2 separate regions of the Homo sapiens genome follow, and region 2 is linked to region 1. The links are chromatin loops, found by intact Hi-C in ENCODE. Cell type or tissue: pancreas. All regions are shown on one strand.

The links. Hi-C counts contacts between places; a loop is a spot of excess contacts. Peaks named below come from ENCODE experiments on the same cell type or tissue, not always from the same donor. Only the 100,000 strongest peaks of a DNase experiment are listed, where the experiment ranks them.
Region 2: a loop joins it to region 1, with 3 times the contacts of the local background. A loop is called at or near these places in 85 of 110 quality-filtered maps.

Annotation. Positions count from the first base shown.
Region 1 is chr5:64,224,527-64,232,526 of GRCh38, reverse strand. All of the region lies in intron 5 of RNF180 (ring finger protein 180), which reads right to left. Among named protein-coding and RNA genes, the nearest start is that of RNF180, 63 kb to the right of the region's middle. In pancreas, a CTCF peak has its summit at 3,150 (motif pointing left); no DNase peak of the experiment used is centred here.
Region 2 is chr5:64,601,569-64,609,568 of GRCh38, reverse strand. It overlaps RGS7BP (regulator of G protein signaling 7 binding protein), which reads right to left. Exons shown (of 6, transcript NM_001029875.3): 6 at 1-408. The coding sequence ends at 317. Among named protein-coding and RNA genes, the nearest start is that of SHISAL2B, 85 kb to the left of the region's middle. In pancreas, no CTCF peak of the experiment used is centred here; no DNase peak of the experiment used is centred here.

The DNA of each region.
Region 1 (8,000 bases):
TACCAAGCCTGGCTACACACTTGGATTAACCAGCGTGCTTATACAAATTGTCTGGTCACTTGAGTCCAGGAGTTCAAGGCTGCAGTGAGCTCTGATCACACCACTACACTCCAGCCTTGAATCAAACAAACAAAAAAACTGTCTGGGGCCTATCCCAGACTTATAACACTTACAATGTCTGCAGAAATTGTAAAAAAACTCCCCTAGTGATTCTGATGCAGCTGGTCCACAGATGAACATTTGAGAACCACTGCACTACACATTCCTTTAAGGCATAAAGAAACCAATCCAAAGAGATTAAAATATCCATCTCTTCCCTAAATATGTTCCTAAGGTAAATCTCTTTCAAAAGGCTAGAAATATAAACCCTTATGCTCTGCGACCCTTATAAAGGTGAAGCCATTACATTCTCAGTATTTATTACTATCTAATAGACAGGAAACGTCTGGCACTTAGTATGACAACAGTTACTATTAGGTGCCAATCAAGCAGTCAAAGACTTTTGACTTCTCAAGTGTGTAGTCCAAAACTGTAATAAAATCTAAGTGTTACTAAAAAGCAAAATAGCCTAACACAAAGACTGGTCACTTAAAATAAAGGAACATTTTCCTATAATTTCAAGTGTGCTAAGGGGAGCACTACTCTTTGACTCATAAATATCTGTAGTGGCTGCAAAAGCTTTTTGCTCTGGAACACTGCTTTATTTTCTTTCTTCCTTAAGCTTAACCCCAATAATAAACGCATTCACCTAATATAAGTGAGATGATAGCACTGCATCAAGGAGATGGCACAGAATTCTCCAGAGATTGCTGGTACAGCAAAATTCAGCAATTAGCTTCTGAGTAAGAAGAGAATCTTAAACATGTCACAACATACACTATTCCCCAAACTATTACTGATTAAAGTTTAAAGGCTAACTCAAACTTCTGGCTTCAATATTTCGCATAATGATTTGGGACCTATATAACTAACGAATTAACCGAAAGAGAGCACAACTCTTCCTTATCAAACTCAGCAAGTTTGTGGCATCCAGTTTTCATTAAATTTGCACCATTTGAGGATAAATAAAGAGTGTGTGGCACATATACTTAGTTTATTCAAAATAACATGAGGAAAACTGGATTTTCAGGGCACTTTGCTCATTAGTAAGTGTAAAAACCTCACACACACAGGCATCCCAAATGAAATCTATTGTCTTTGTCATTAATAAACCTCTAGTCTGTGAATGCCATTATTTCTATGGACTGAAATGGACCCTAGCAGTCTGAAGATCTTGGCATAGCTTTGTGCTACATATGTGTTATTTATGTACCAAGAAGATGTGATTTATTGTCTAATGTTTCTTTACTCAGATTGGCTCCAGGCAACACTGTGAGGTAGGTCAATATTATCTTTAGTGCCATACCTTTTACCTAAGCAGCCCTTGCTTTCATGCAGCTTTCTCTTTTCAGAGCCCACTGAACCTTTTCAAACAATGCCTTGTGCCTTTTACCTTTCTTGATCCAGCTCTGCCATCTAAACTTAATTGCCCTTTATGCTACTTAGGCAAGACCCAATGGACCAATCTGATCATTTATGTCAAATTATGATACTAATGGTGGATACATAATTAATGAATTATACCTCCTAGAACCCATACTCACTTTCAGAACCCCAAGAAAAACTAGAGAAGTGAATAATGTGGAAATTCCAAAGAAAGTTAGAGAAAACACTAATTTTTCTAGAAGCTGTCAAGACCTGTAAATAGTAGCTACCTCTTCTCTTTCAAGGTTGGCCTGACTCAAGAATTCCACCAAAACTATCTGTGGTAAGCAGAATAATATTTCCCTCCCCACTTCAAAGAGGCCCACATCCTAATCTCTGGAACCTGTAAATGGCAGTGGGGAATTAAGATTGCAAATGGAATTAAGGCTGCTAACTAGTTGACATTAAAATAAGGAGATTATCATGATTGAAGTGGGTGGGTCCAAGTGTAATCACAGGGTCCTTAAATGAGGAAAAAGAAGACACAAGAGTCAGAAACAAAGAGATGACATTGTGAGAAAGATGCAACCAGCTACTGCTGGCTTTGAATATGGAAGTTTTGTATGAGCCAAGGTTCAGACTCTAGATGCCAGAAAAGGCAAGAAAACAGACTCTCCCCTGGAGCCTGCAGAAAGAAATGCAATCCTGCTAACACCTTGATTTTAGTCCAATGACAACCATTTCCAACTTCTTACCTACAGAACTGTAATAAATGTGTGTGTTTTAAACAACTTAATTTGTGGTAATTTGTGACAGTGGCAATAGCAAATGAACATAGTATCAAAGTACACAGAGAGTGCTAGTACCTTCATTTCCTTAAAATACATGCTTGGCATTTATCTCACTGGATTATGCTGCTGCTTTATAGAAGTTGCCTCATTTGTATTTCCTACAGATTAGACAACCTAAATAGACTACCCATTGTTGTGGCTAGAGATAAAAGGAGAAAAATTCAGCAACCAGAAATAATTTAATGTACAATGCAAAAATATCTTTAAATGTTTTAATTGGACAAAAAAAGGTATAATTAGTGACAAGAAGTCATTGACTGGTGTGACCTTGTTCCAATCACTTTTATTGAAGAATAAAAGGATGATTTATCAAACCCAAGTTAAGAAACTCTGCTAAACATCAATGTATATGAATGGCTCACTGTAACCTACTAGCTAACATCATTTCACTCCTCTCTACCAGCACCCCAATTCACACTGAAGCACAATACCGGCTATTGATTTTATCCTGAATTTAGGGGAAATGCCTATTTTCAGAAAACTGCACATGCTACCTGAAACTTAAAACCAGAATAAACGATGTGTCTAACCCTAACCCTTAAAAATAAGTTATCCCAAGCATTAACCCAGAGTAGCTGTTTTATTCCCTCTGGACAAACATACAATAAATGTTCCTGAAAAGCAGTTTAGCAAAAGCATTGACAGATTCTTAGCTAGAGACAGATTCATAGCAAGAGAAAGCCTTACTATGATTCTCTAAACCCTTTATCATAAAGCACAAAATCTCTTACGTTTTTGGTTATCAAACGACTGAAAATATACCAATCCATATTCTACCCTAGTAAATGAAGTTCTTTGGTGGAAAACATTGATTGTTTTGCTCTAGAAGAGAATTTGGTGCCCTCTAGTGTTGAAAAACAAGATGATCCATTTCACCGTTAATAAACCAGCACTTCAGAGAGGGTCACAAAAGTACAGAATTTAAGAGCTAAATAGCATATTTCAGGACAGCACAGATATGTAATTATTTTTTAGTAGAAAGTTTTAGGCCAGGTGCAGTGCCTCAAGCCTGTAATCCCAGCACTTTGGGAGGCTGAGGTGGCTGAGTCACTTGAGTCCAGGAATTCAAGACCAGCCTGGGCAATATAGTGAGACCGCATCTCTACAAAAAATACACAATAACTTAGCTGGGCTTGGTGATGTGTGCCTGTAGTTGCACCTACTTGGGGGGCTGAGGTGAGAGGATCACTTGAGCTAAGGAGGCAGAAGTTGCAGTGAGCCGAGATCACGCCACTGCACTCCAACCTGGGTGACAGAGTGAGACCTTGTCTCAAAAAAAAAAAAAAAAAAAAAAAAGCAGTAATAGAAAGTTTTGGTCATGGATTATCATTCAATTTTTATTCTGATAGATTATCTTAAAAGCATTATTTTGAAATTGGGCCTCTTAGGTAAAATAATACTTGGCTATATGGTCTGTTGGAGATTTTCCCTCTGGCTTTACAAGGAGAACAAAGGTGAGTGATCTAAGCTTCTGCACCAAGAAATGAATAAAAAGGGTATAATATTAGGGTAATGACTTATAATGATTTTTTTAACGTTTTACAAAATACTGGAGACATAAAATAGAACAGAAAATAACATCTGTGATAATACTGCCCAGCTTAAGAAATAAAACATAATTAATAGCATTCCAGATTACATTCTCCTTCCCCTTCATAGATAACAACGCTCTCAAATTTGGCATTTTATTTTATTTTTGAGACAGGGTATTGTTCTGTCATCCAGGATGGGGTGCAATGGTACCATCATGGCTTACTGCAGTCTCAACCTCCCGGACTCAAGCGATCCTCCCACCTCATCCTCTCCAGTAGCTGGGACTATAGGCTTGCATAACCATGCCCAGCTAAGTATACATTTTTTGTAGAGATGGGGGTCTCACTATGTTGCTCCAGCTGGCCTTGAACTCCTGGGCTCAAGCAGTCCTCTTGCGTCAGCCTCCCAAAGGCTAGGATTTCAGGCAAGAGCCACCGTGCCTGACCAAATTTGGCCTCCTAATGATTGATGCTTACATATATTTTCAGTTTTCAGCCCTCTGACACTATTATATTGCTTCTAAGATTAAATATTAACTTTAAAATATTACTTTGTAAAAAGGAATCCCAGGTGATAATTACAGTTGGTATGCTGAGCCAAGGAGAGGATTCCAGGTACCTCCCAAGTTTGGGGGCACATGGAGGCTGATATTGTAAGGTCTCCACACGTGAGAGGAGTAGGTGAGATTTGCATCTCCACATGGGACAAGGCAGGACAAGGAAGCACTACCAGCAAGTGACTATGGTTTTAAAAATGGGTAAGGGCAGACATGGAGCAATGAGAGAGAAAAACAGGTTGGCAGTGTACATCTTGGTTGACATGGTAAATAAAACCAAATGTGCAGATTTATTTTTTATTTATTTATTTATTTTAAAAGTGAGATATTTCTTAAAAGTTTAGTGTACAAACAAAATGAAGGTACCTTCACATTTTACTACACATGTGCAGATAGTTTTCTTGGTGCACAGAGATAAGGCAGAATTAAGTTAGAATAAACATGTTCTAAAACTGACCTCCAGAAGAACTAGTCTTAGTCATTTCTTTGCAGAGTATGTGAACCAAGATTCGGGTTTGGTCTTTGGTGTTAGCACTGTGTCAAGGATCAGATAGAAAGTACAAATGGAGGGGCCCCTTTCTGAGGCCAGGCCCCACTGTCAGGGCATGTGGGGTGACCAAAGGCCAACAACCAGCTGAGGCTAAGAGGCTGCTCTGAGGAGGGCGGGGCTCCAGGTGCCTCTTGAACCCTTTGTTCGGGACCAGGACATGTGTGGCTGGGCAGCAGCCTTCAGACCCCCCACAGGCTGGTGCCCGGTACCCACAGCCTTCTGTTGGGTTGTCAGGCCCCTGCACCCATGGTGGGGTGCTGGGCTCCAGAGTTCCCTGGGACCAGCTGATCTCGTCCTTGGTTTTGGCCCAAATGCAAGCCCCTGGTCTCCTCCAAGTAACTTCCTTTCCCCAAGGCTGTCCAGGCCCCACCGCTGCCTGTTCCTTCCCAGGGCCTCCTGCAAGTCCCGATGCTGACGCCTCTCTGCCCACCTAGTTTGTGGCCGCTGCCTCCAGCTCTGTGTCTGCCTCCCAGCGAGGGAGCCGTGGTTGACGATCTCGTGAGTGTCTGCCCTTCTGAAGGGTACAGTGTGAAGTCTCGTCAGTCTCATTTAAATGCCTAAGCACCTCTTCAGAAACCAGGGAGTCAGCCGGGTTTCTCCATCTTTAATCATGTTTTCTAAAGGTTTTCTTGGCAATTTCCTGGCAATTTGCAAGACAGGACTTTTTGGTTGCCAACTTCCAATTAGCTTTAAACTTGCCACGATCTCCCAGGTCATCCCATCCATCGATGATGCTTATTACATTCTTCCTGATTTCCATGTGGCCAAATTCAATAGTTATTTACCCCAGGCTTGTATTTTGGAGGCTAAAGAACTCTGTTACCAGCTATATCTGTGCTGTGGCTGCTGTAGCAAAATATCACAAATGTGGCTTAAAACAACAAAAATTTTTTCTTTTTTTTTTTTTAGTATTTATTGATCATTCTTGGGTGTTTCTCAGAGAGGGGGATGTGGCAGGGTCATAGGATAATAATGGAGAGAAGGTCAGCAGATAAACACGTGAACAAAGGTCTCTGGTTTTCCTAGGCAGAGGTCCCTGCGGCCTTCAGCAGTGTTTGTGTCCCTGGGTACTTGAGATTAGGGAGTGGTGATGACTCTTAACGAGCATGCTGCCTTCAAGCATCTGTTTAACAAAGCACATCTTGCACCGCCCTTAATCCATTTAACCCTGAGTTGACACAGCACATGTTTCAGAGAGCATGGGGTTGGGGGTAAGGTTATAGATCAACAGCATCCCAAGGCAGAAGAATTTTTCTTAGTACAGAACAAAATGGAGTCTCCTATGTCTACTTCTTTCTACACAGACACAGTAACAATCTGATCTTTCTTTTCCCCACATTTCCCCCTTTTCTTTTCGACAAAACCGCCATTGTCATCATGGCCCGTTCTCGATGGTCGCTGCCTCTTCGGAGCTGTGGGGTACACCTCCCAGATGGGGCAGCCGGGCAGAGGCACTCCTCACTTCCCAGATGGGGCAGCCAGGCAGAGGCGCTCCTCACTTCCCAGATGGGGCGGCCAGGCAGAGGCGCTCCTCACTTCCCAGACGGGGCGGCCGGGCAGAGGCGCTCCTCACTTCCCAGAAGGGGCGGCCGGGCAGAGGCGCTCCTCACTTCCCAGACGGGGCAGCCGGGCAGAGGCGCTCCTCACTTCCCAGATGGGGTGGCCAGATGGGGTGGCCGGGCAGAGGCACTCCTCACTTCCCAGACGGGGCGGCCGGGCAGAGGCGCTCGCTTCATCCCAGACGGGGCGGCCGGGCAGAGGCACTCCTCACCTCCCAGCCAAAGGGAGGCTGGGCAGAGGTGCTCCTCACATCTCAGACGAAGGGTGGCCAGGCAGAGGCGCTCCTCACTTCCCAGACGGGGCGGCCAGGCAGAGGCGCTCCTCACTTCCCAGACGGGGCAGCCGGGCAGAGGCGCTCCTCACTTCCCAGACGGGGCGGCCGGGCAGAGACGCTCCTCACCTCCCAGACAGGGCGGCTAGGCAGAGGCGCTCACTTCCTCCCAGACGGGGCAGCCAGGCAGAGGCGCTCCTCACCTCCCAGACGAAGGGCGGCCGGGCAGAGGCGCTCCTCACCTCCCAGACGGAGGGCGGCCAGGCAGAGGCACTCCTCACATCCCAGACGATGGCCGGCTGGGCAGAGGCGCTCCTCACATCCCAGACGATGGGCGGCCAGGCAGAGGCGCTCCTCACTTCCCAGACAGGGCGGCCGGGCAGAGGCGCTCCTCACTTCCCAGACGGGGCGGCTGGGCAGAGGCGCTCCACACTTCCCAGACGGGGCGGCCGGGCCAAATGTGCAGATTTAGAATGAAAAAAAGATAGTTTTTCCTATGCGTAAGGCCAAAAGAGCTGAAGCCATCACCTAGTTCTATTCATCAAACACAGCTAGCACTAAGCTCAGACCAAAATGGTTAGTTCCAGTTTTCTGTGTGTGTTACTACTCTGAGACTAGCTGATGATTCTGATTTTTTCCCCTAACAAGCTGGCTTTACATAAAACTTAGCATCTTATTCCTTTTGGGTTGCTAGTAACAGAATGCCCAAGACTGGGTAATTTATTGAGACAAGAAAATGATTTTCTCACAGTTTGGGAGGCCAGCAGCCCAAGGTCAAGGGACCAGCATTTGGTGTGGTGAAGGCCTCCTTGCTGCATCCTCACATGGCAGAAGGTGGAAGGGTAAGAGAGCAAGCTAGCCGAACACTGTATACAGCCTGTTTCAAAAGGGCTTTAATTCCATTAATGAAGAAGGAGTCCTCAGGCCTAATTATCCTTTAAAGGCCCCATCTGTGAATACTATCACATAGGCAACATATGCATTTTGGAGGTGACATGTTCAAACCACAGCACTTGGGAAAGACAGCATGCATCTTTGCTGTTCTCCTACCTCCCAACTGACATTTCCCCCCAGTGCCTGAGGACGTCAGTGCTCTTTTCTCAGACCTTTCCTATACTCCAGTGACCTAGTAGCTCATGTAAATCTGGTAATGCAAGTAAAATACCTCCCACTGTACCTAGCATACAATAAAGCTCATTAAATATTAACCTGCTG
Region 2 (8,000 bases), 380 kb before region 1:
AAAAAACCTTTAAATAATTTAAAAATCATAATTCTTGCATCTGTCATGGCGTGGTTTGGAGCAGACATGCACAATGTCAGCTTTAAAATTCCCTTTTAAAAACAGCCTGGTTTTTGAATCTGTTCTTTTTTTTCTTGACGGCAGCTGCTTTCAAGTGTAAAATCATTTAAAAGGGCAGGGGGAGGCAGATAAAAGTAATAAGGAAGCATAGAAAACATAGTCAAAAACCAATAACTGTGTGGTTCAGCTGTCTGGAGGTCCTCGGGTTTTGTGATTTTTTTTCAGATGTTCTCAGTGGGTTTCCAGGAGGAGCCACCTAGCTTGAGATGAGACAACACAGCCCAAAGAACCTTCTCTTCCGTCTTCTCACCAGGGGGTAGGGAGTTAGATTCAGAAGGCTGCTGTCATCTGTGATGGGACATAATGTGCACATAAGTGAGGTATAGACACAACAACCTGCTTTTTAGGAAGTGGCTTTAAAAATCCACCATCCTCCTAATCAGGATTTCTCAACCTCAGCACTGTTGGCATTTTGGACCAGATGATTCTTGGTTGTGGGGTACTGTCCTGAGCACTGTGGAATGTTTAGTAGCATCCCTCAATTCATCAGATGCCAGTAGCACTGTATGACAATTTGTGGCAACCAAGTATATCCCCAGCTATGACCAAATGTTCCCTGGGGTGGGAGGCAAAAGAGTTCAAGGCTGAGAACCACTGCTTAAAATTGAATTGAAACTGCTTAGAGGCAATCTTTCAGTTGGGAAACGTATATACCTTATTTGAAAGAACCCATGCTTATGAGTAAGGTTGGCTTCTTTTCTAAACCTGCCTCTGCTATTTGCCAGTTCTGTGACTTTGAACATGTAACTGAAGCTTGCTAAGCTGTCTGTAAAATAGAGTTTAATAAAACTTAGCCCAGGTGAGGATTACATGAAATAATCTATGAAAAACATTTAGCTATGGTGAGTAGCTTACTGTCTAGCATAGAGGAAGCGTTTAGTTAAAATAGCTATTATTAACTATTTTCCTTTACATTGGATCATTATCACACCTTCATTCATTGACTTCATGTCTCTTCATGTTTCAACTATTTCCTATTGAGTCTTTCCCCAGCACTTTCTATAGATTTCTGTACACAAGGGCATTCATAGAAGACTGCCAGCTGTTGAATTAATAAGTTTTGGTTTGAAATTTTTAGGATGATGACAGGTAGAGGTAGAAATAAACCAGTAAATCTAATCTGGTTTAAAGAGTTGGGTTATTTAAAAAAGTGCAAAGCAAAAGAGAAGGTGGGTAGAAATATCCTGTTGAAGCAGAACTTGTCAATGTGGGTCCCAGAGGCAAAGGACTATGAGGGGATAATCTAGAATTTTCCAACTGGGGCAGTGTTATGACATGGTCAGACTGGAGCTAAGGGCAACAAGATGGTTGGCATTGGTGACTGTTACGTACCTAAGCTCCGCCAAGACTAGTTGCACTTTCCTTCCAGAGTGGGGCTAAGGAGTTCCCTCCTTTCCCTGTCCTAACCTTAAAGGGGATGGAAGCTTGGCAAAGGGCACAGAAGCAGAAGTTAGATGAAGAGATAGCTAAAGTGAAGAATGTGCCCCACCTCAATCGAACTGATTCGTAGAAGAGGGCTTGTTTTTCCTGATTACTGAGCCTAGATGCTGTAAACCAAAAATAAAATTGTAAACCCCCCAACCACCTGAATGGCCCCCTCCTCTCAGCCAACTGCATTCCAAAGTTAACTTGAAAAGCTAGTTCAGGCCATGTTGGGAAGAGGCAGTTGAACATTCTTCATTATATCCTCCTCCCTTTTGGAATTTAGACAAAGCTGACTGGAGTTAACATCAACACAGAGACCTTAAGACTGATAAAACAGACTCCTTCCGTCCGATAAGAAGCATTTATAATCTATTTTTGCTGAAGTCTGCTACCTGGAGGCTTCATCTACATGATAAAACCTTGGTCTCCATAACCCCCTATCATAATAACCCAGACATTTCTTTCTGTTGCTTCCCGGTCTTTAGATAATAACTCAAGCAACTGCCAATCAGAAAATCTTTGAATCTGCCTATGACTTAGAAGCCCCGCTTCCAGTTGTCCCGCTTTTCCAGACCAAACCGATATACATCTTATGTGTATCGATTAATGTCTTATGTCTTCCTACACGTATAAAACCAAGTTGTAGCCTGACCACCTTGGGCACATGTTCTCAGGACCTCCTGAGGCTGTGTCATGGGCATGTACTTAATCTTGGCAAAATAAATTTCTACATTGACTGAGATGTGTCTCAGATACTTTTTGGTTTACAATGCTCAGGAAACTGTTGAGAGCAAAAATAGATTCTGGCTTTCCAGTCCTCTTACATAAAGTGTCATCTAAGTGCCTGGGCTTCTCCTCCCCTTCCCAAAGGCTCTAATGTGTCATACTTATTTGTAAATTAGTATCACCCACCAAGGTTGACAGTGTTCCTTGGAATGTTGCACTATGTTATATATTTAGATAGAGCTAGAGTAGCAAGTCCAAGCCAGAGAAGAAAACAGGTGCCTCCGCTGGGCATATCAAATGAATCAAACACAGTCCACCCTCCCAGTCTCCAGAGATTAAAATCCTTTCTTAAAGCTCATATTCTGTTAACATGGAGAAAAACAGGGCTATAATTGTCCTTTCCATAGTGAAAAATAATTTACTATAATCTGGATGTCAACATTATGAGAGTTAAAAAGAGGATATCTTTCTTTTAAAGTTAACTTGCTCCCAATAGTTAAGAAACTGAAAACAGTGTTAGATACTAAACATTAGCCTCAGTTTTCAGGAGAACATCTCAGAGATAAACCATGAAATATTTGGAGCAGAAAGAAATAACTAATTTTCTCATCATTTTTAGGACTCTTACTTCTTTAACCATGAATTGATCAATGTACTTAACCTAGTTGGATATGGCAAAGATATAGCAAATTCTGAGGGGTAAAGAATTTTACCTTTCAGTGTCTCTTTGGACTCTGAATACACTTTCTGAAACTCAAATTCACCTGGAATTCAATGCTTCCCTAAAACAGAGTCACCAAAACTATGAAGATATTTATGGGAAAGAAAGATCTTCATAGTGTTCTTTATTTAAGACTTGGAAGATCTATTTTCTAAATTCTGGTATCTCCTTCCCTTTCCCCAAAGACATCTAATTTGGGGAGAGACTGAAGTGGTCTTTATACATTATAGAATGCAACTCTGATGTGTTTGCTCCTCTTACATGAGGAAATACCTACCACAATGTTGTATTTACAAAGGAAAATGTGTACGTGTATGTTGTGGTCATATATTTAGTTCCACTGTCTTGTTTTTGTATATATTAAAAGCAAGTAGGTATTATACACAGATATTATGAAATTTGTTTCAAGGTTCACCCTTATATCTGTGATGCACTCACTACAGTGGATTAAAAAAAACCTAAAAACCTTTCAATAGCACAGCCTTTTGAGCTATTGAAATTCTTCTCGCTCAGCCTTCTCTCTCTCTCTCTCTCTCTATATATATATATATATATGTATCCAGATATACATATATATAGCATATATATATGTATCCAGATATACATATATATAGCATATATATATGTATCCAGATATACATATATATAGCATATATATATGTATCCAGATATACATATATATAGCATATATATACACATTATGTACACATACATACCCACATATACACATATATTTATGTGTACTATATATCTCTCTCACAAGTGAATAAATTGTTAGGATTGATGAGAAAGTGCTCAGACATGAAGAAAGGTCAGGCTGCCTATTAAGGACAACTGCTGGTTTGGGGCATCTTTGCTGCACATTTGTGAGACCTTTGCCTTGCTTAGAGCTTGTCTGACTATCACCTAAGGCTGAGGTAATAGAAAAGCTAAAAAATTATTGGCAGAAATTCAGAGCAGCTTTCTACACCATAGGGAGCTGACACCTGCAGTAAATGCTGAAATTTACCAAGCAGTAAGTATTCCTGGGATGGTTTGAAGTGAATTCAGCTCCAAGGAAATGTGTCTCTCCACATTGATTGAAATCCTGTCTCTGAAAGCCTATCTCAGCAGCTCTGGGGTGGGGCCAGAGCATCAGCATTTCTTACAAGTTCCCAGACATTGCTGCTAGTCCTAAAACCACCCTATGAGAACCACTGAATAAACAGAAGGACTGCAAGAATGTAAGCAAAAGGGAATGTTTCCCCACTCATTCTAAATTTTCTGGAATAATCCACTTGAACTTATTGGAAAATCTTTGCTTTTTATTGCAAATTTTTGTTTAGATGTGGCTTCTAATTAAGACTTTTATATCATCTTTTCTCCAAAGTACTCACTCTCAGAAAACTATAACCTAAGACAGTTTTAAATGTGAAAATGAAAGGTGGAAAGGGAAGCAGAGTAAGTAAAGCACAGGAGAAAGTAAAAAAAAAAAGAGGGAGAATAGGAAATTTGGACACCAGTAAGTTCAAACCTCAGTCATTCAATGTTTAATTCTTTTAGATTTTTAAAAAAAATTTTATTTATTTTTGGAGTGACAGGGTTTCATTACGTTGCCCAGACTGGACTCGAACTCTTGGCCTCAAGCAATACTCCCACCTCAGCCTCCCAAAGTGCTGGGATTATAGGAATAAGCCACCATACCCAGCCTCAACATTTAATTCTTGAATGCTACTAAAGCCAGGGACACTGCAATTCCCCCAAACCACTTCTCTATTGCTCAAATTTATTTTGCTGATAAAAGATTTCTTATATAGGTGATAAGGAATGCTTCTACTACACTGCAGTTACAAATATCTATTCCAGGGAAAAAAAGAGAGAGACCCTCAGCTAAGCCAGTGGTTCTCAAACATTAGCTGCATCAGCCTCATCTTAGGTCTTGTTAAAGCACAAATTGCTGACCCCACCTCCAGAGTTTCTCAGTCAGTAGCTCTGGGGTGGGGCCAGAGGATCAGCATTTCTTACAAGTTCCCAGACATTGCTGCTGGTCCTAAGAGCACACTTTGAGAACCACTGGATTAACAGAAGGCCTGCTAAGTCCAAGGCTCTACATTGGGTACTGAGGATAATACCAAGATGGATCCTAATAGAAAGATAGTCCCTGGCCTCAAGGATCTTTCCTTGAGTAACTATAAGGCTTCATGAAAAATGCCGTAAGAAAGATCTGAATACATTGCTATGAGAATGCCAGGCAGGAGAAGGGGGGGAGATTCCTCCCATTTGGAGGAGAAGGAAAAAGATGTTTATGGAAGATTCACGGAGGCCCTGGGAGTTCATGCTGGGCCACGAGGAATGAGAACTTGGACATTTGGTGAAGGTGGCAGGGGATAGGCCTTCAGAATGGAGAGAACAGTGTGAATAAAGAGAAGTGATCAAAGGCAGCCTGAATTTGGGTCCAAGTGAACAGTCCAGTCTGGCTGGAATGAAGGGCTTATGAAGGAGGAGATAGTCCAAAACAGAGTTACTTAGAATTCCCTAACGATGCCTGTACTTTCTTTTGCCTGCTGCCTTTGCACTTGCCACCTCTCTTTTCAGAAAAGTCCTCCCTCCTTAGACAAATGGCAAGCCCTTCTTCAAAGATTAGCTTAAACATTTTTTTTCCTGCAGTCTTTTCTGACTGCTCCATGCTTCTGCATTCCTTCACGTTCCCATTGCTTCTATAAACAATTGCTACAGCTCTTGGCACATCATCTGCATCCAATCCCATCTTCCCACCGCTCTGTAAGCAACTCTTTATAAAAGTCTTAATGAATTTACCCCGGCTGCCCCAGCTCATCATCTGCCATTCACTTCCCCTCCTCCTTAGCCAAGCTTCCATGCCCAAAATTCCAAGAAAGCTGTTTTTGCCAACACCACAAGTGACTACCTTGTTGTTAAATCCTGTGGACACTTCCAATTCGTATTTAACTTCACCACTGGCCATTCCTTCTTTGCAACCTTCTTTGATTTATTTAATAATGCTCTTGTGATTTTCATCTCAGTCCCCTTTGTAAACTGATCTTTCCTCTCAAACCTTCCATTTTGGTATTCCAGGACTCTTGTCTGTGCACACTGTTGGTAGGGCTTCAATTCCCACTATGCTGATGATGCTCAAATCTGTGTTTCAGTCCTCTCAGATCACATGTCTCACTTCAGCACTATTAACCACTGAGCACTGCTCCAGAAAGTTCCCCCCATGTCCAAAAGTTGTTGTTCTCTGCCTTTACTACTGCTCCTCTGTTGTCTCTAACTTGGTGACCAACATCGTTATTTACTCCATTTTCCAAGTCTGAACTTGGGTTTCTTCCTTGATTCTGCTTCTCCTTATGCACCACATCCAATTGTCTCTGTCCTCCTCTCCAATCCCCTGACTTTAGGTGAGATCTTAAGCATTTCTCACCTGGATGACTGCACCTGCCTCCTTATGGACTCCTTCCAGTGGCTCCCAAACCTCTTAACATGGCCTAAGGGGTCTTAATGATACAGCTCTTGTCTCTCTCTTGTCTCTCTCTTAAGCCTTTTGTCTAGAGACTTTCCCAACTACTTAAGTCCTTGCAGTTATCAAAATCCCCTCCTATTTCATCTCCCCATATGCCTTCACACATCCAGAATCTTCTGCCTAGACTATCTTTTTTCTATTTCTTTGGCTAAGTGCTACTCATCCTAAAAATTCTCAGCACAGATACTTTCTAAAAAGCAATCCCTAATAATCCCCCATTTTCAATTAAAGCCTAGGCTAGGTGAGAATCTAATATACCTTGTAGCAACCCATATCTAACTGTTATGGCATTATTATATTGTGAGCACTAATTTCTGCGTCTTTCCGATTGTGTGTGTGTGTGTCTGCATATGTAATAGTTGTTTTCAGCCCAACCCTGAAGGCTCTACCAGAATCTGTGAGAGAGGAGGCATATGGCATTTGGAAAAGTTTCCTAGGTGATTCCCATCCAATTTTTCCCTGTTGAAAGGGACAGGTTTTAGTGGAGGAGAGACCTCCTCAGCACCTAGCACAGAATTTGACACATCATTGGTGACCATTATATGTTGGATGAGGATGGGGACAAAGGCTGCTGGGGTGAGAGGTCTGTTCTTCCTTCAGTAGATAGTGAGTAGACATTTCACATTTGTGAGTAGGAGCTCAACATAATAGAGTAATGCATTAAGAAATTAGATTGGTTTACATACGTCACACTGAATCTTGGACAAGAGATTGCAGAAATTGCAAAGGATATGGGGCTACTGGTAAAACTGCCCAGAATAATTTTCAGACAGCAGCTAGAAACATAGAAAGTCTTTACGAGGCCCTTGGGGGAAGGACCTAAAAGGTCATCTCTAGGCTAGATGGTGGCATAACTGCCCAGTGTTCTTCAGCCAGATATCTGAGAATTCTTCTGCCTCACACAGCCAGGTTCGGTTCTGGATGTGGGGGTCCTGATTGGAGGAGGATGCTATGAGTTTGGGAGAACTATCTCTAGGCCCACATTAGTCTGGAGTAGTACTGTTCACAGGAGGGGACTCATTCTAGCCCAGGTCAATTCCTGACTTACCTACTTCTCGACTGATTCTCGTGCATGGCATCAACGACCAAATTCTATGCAAGAATGAACATACTGACACCTCCCACAGCATTCACTAAGTCAGAATTTTGGAAAAGGCAAAACTGTCCTTCAGGCTTAATTTATTTCTGCTGATTTGTTTTGTTTGATAACAGCATGCATTTAGAAGATGCTTGTCCTTCACTTTCCAATCTCCTTTTAGCCTCTGTCCGTAACCTTGCAGGCTCCCCACAGGTGGTTCCATTTGTAATCCATTTGACACAGCGAGACTATCATAATTAATGAAGCTCCCTACAGCACTGCCAGTGTCCTAGAATGTAGGACAGGAGGGGCGCTGAAGCAGGGGAAAGAACAGCGGGCTGACAGCCAGGAGACCTGGCCCTTGTCTGCAGCCTGCAGTGGAACTCAGCAGTGCAAGGGTGGCTTGCTTTTCT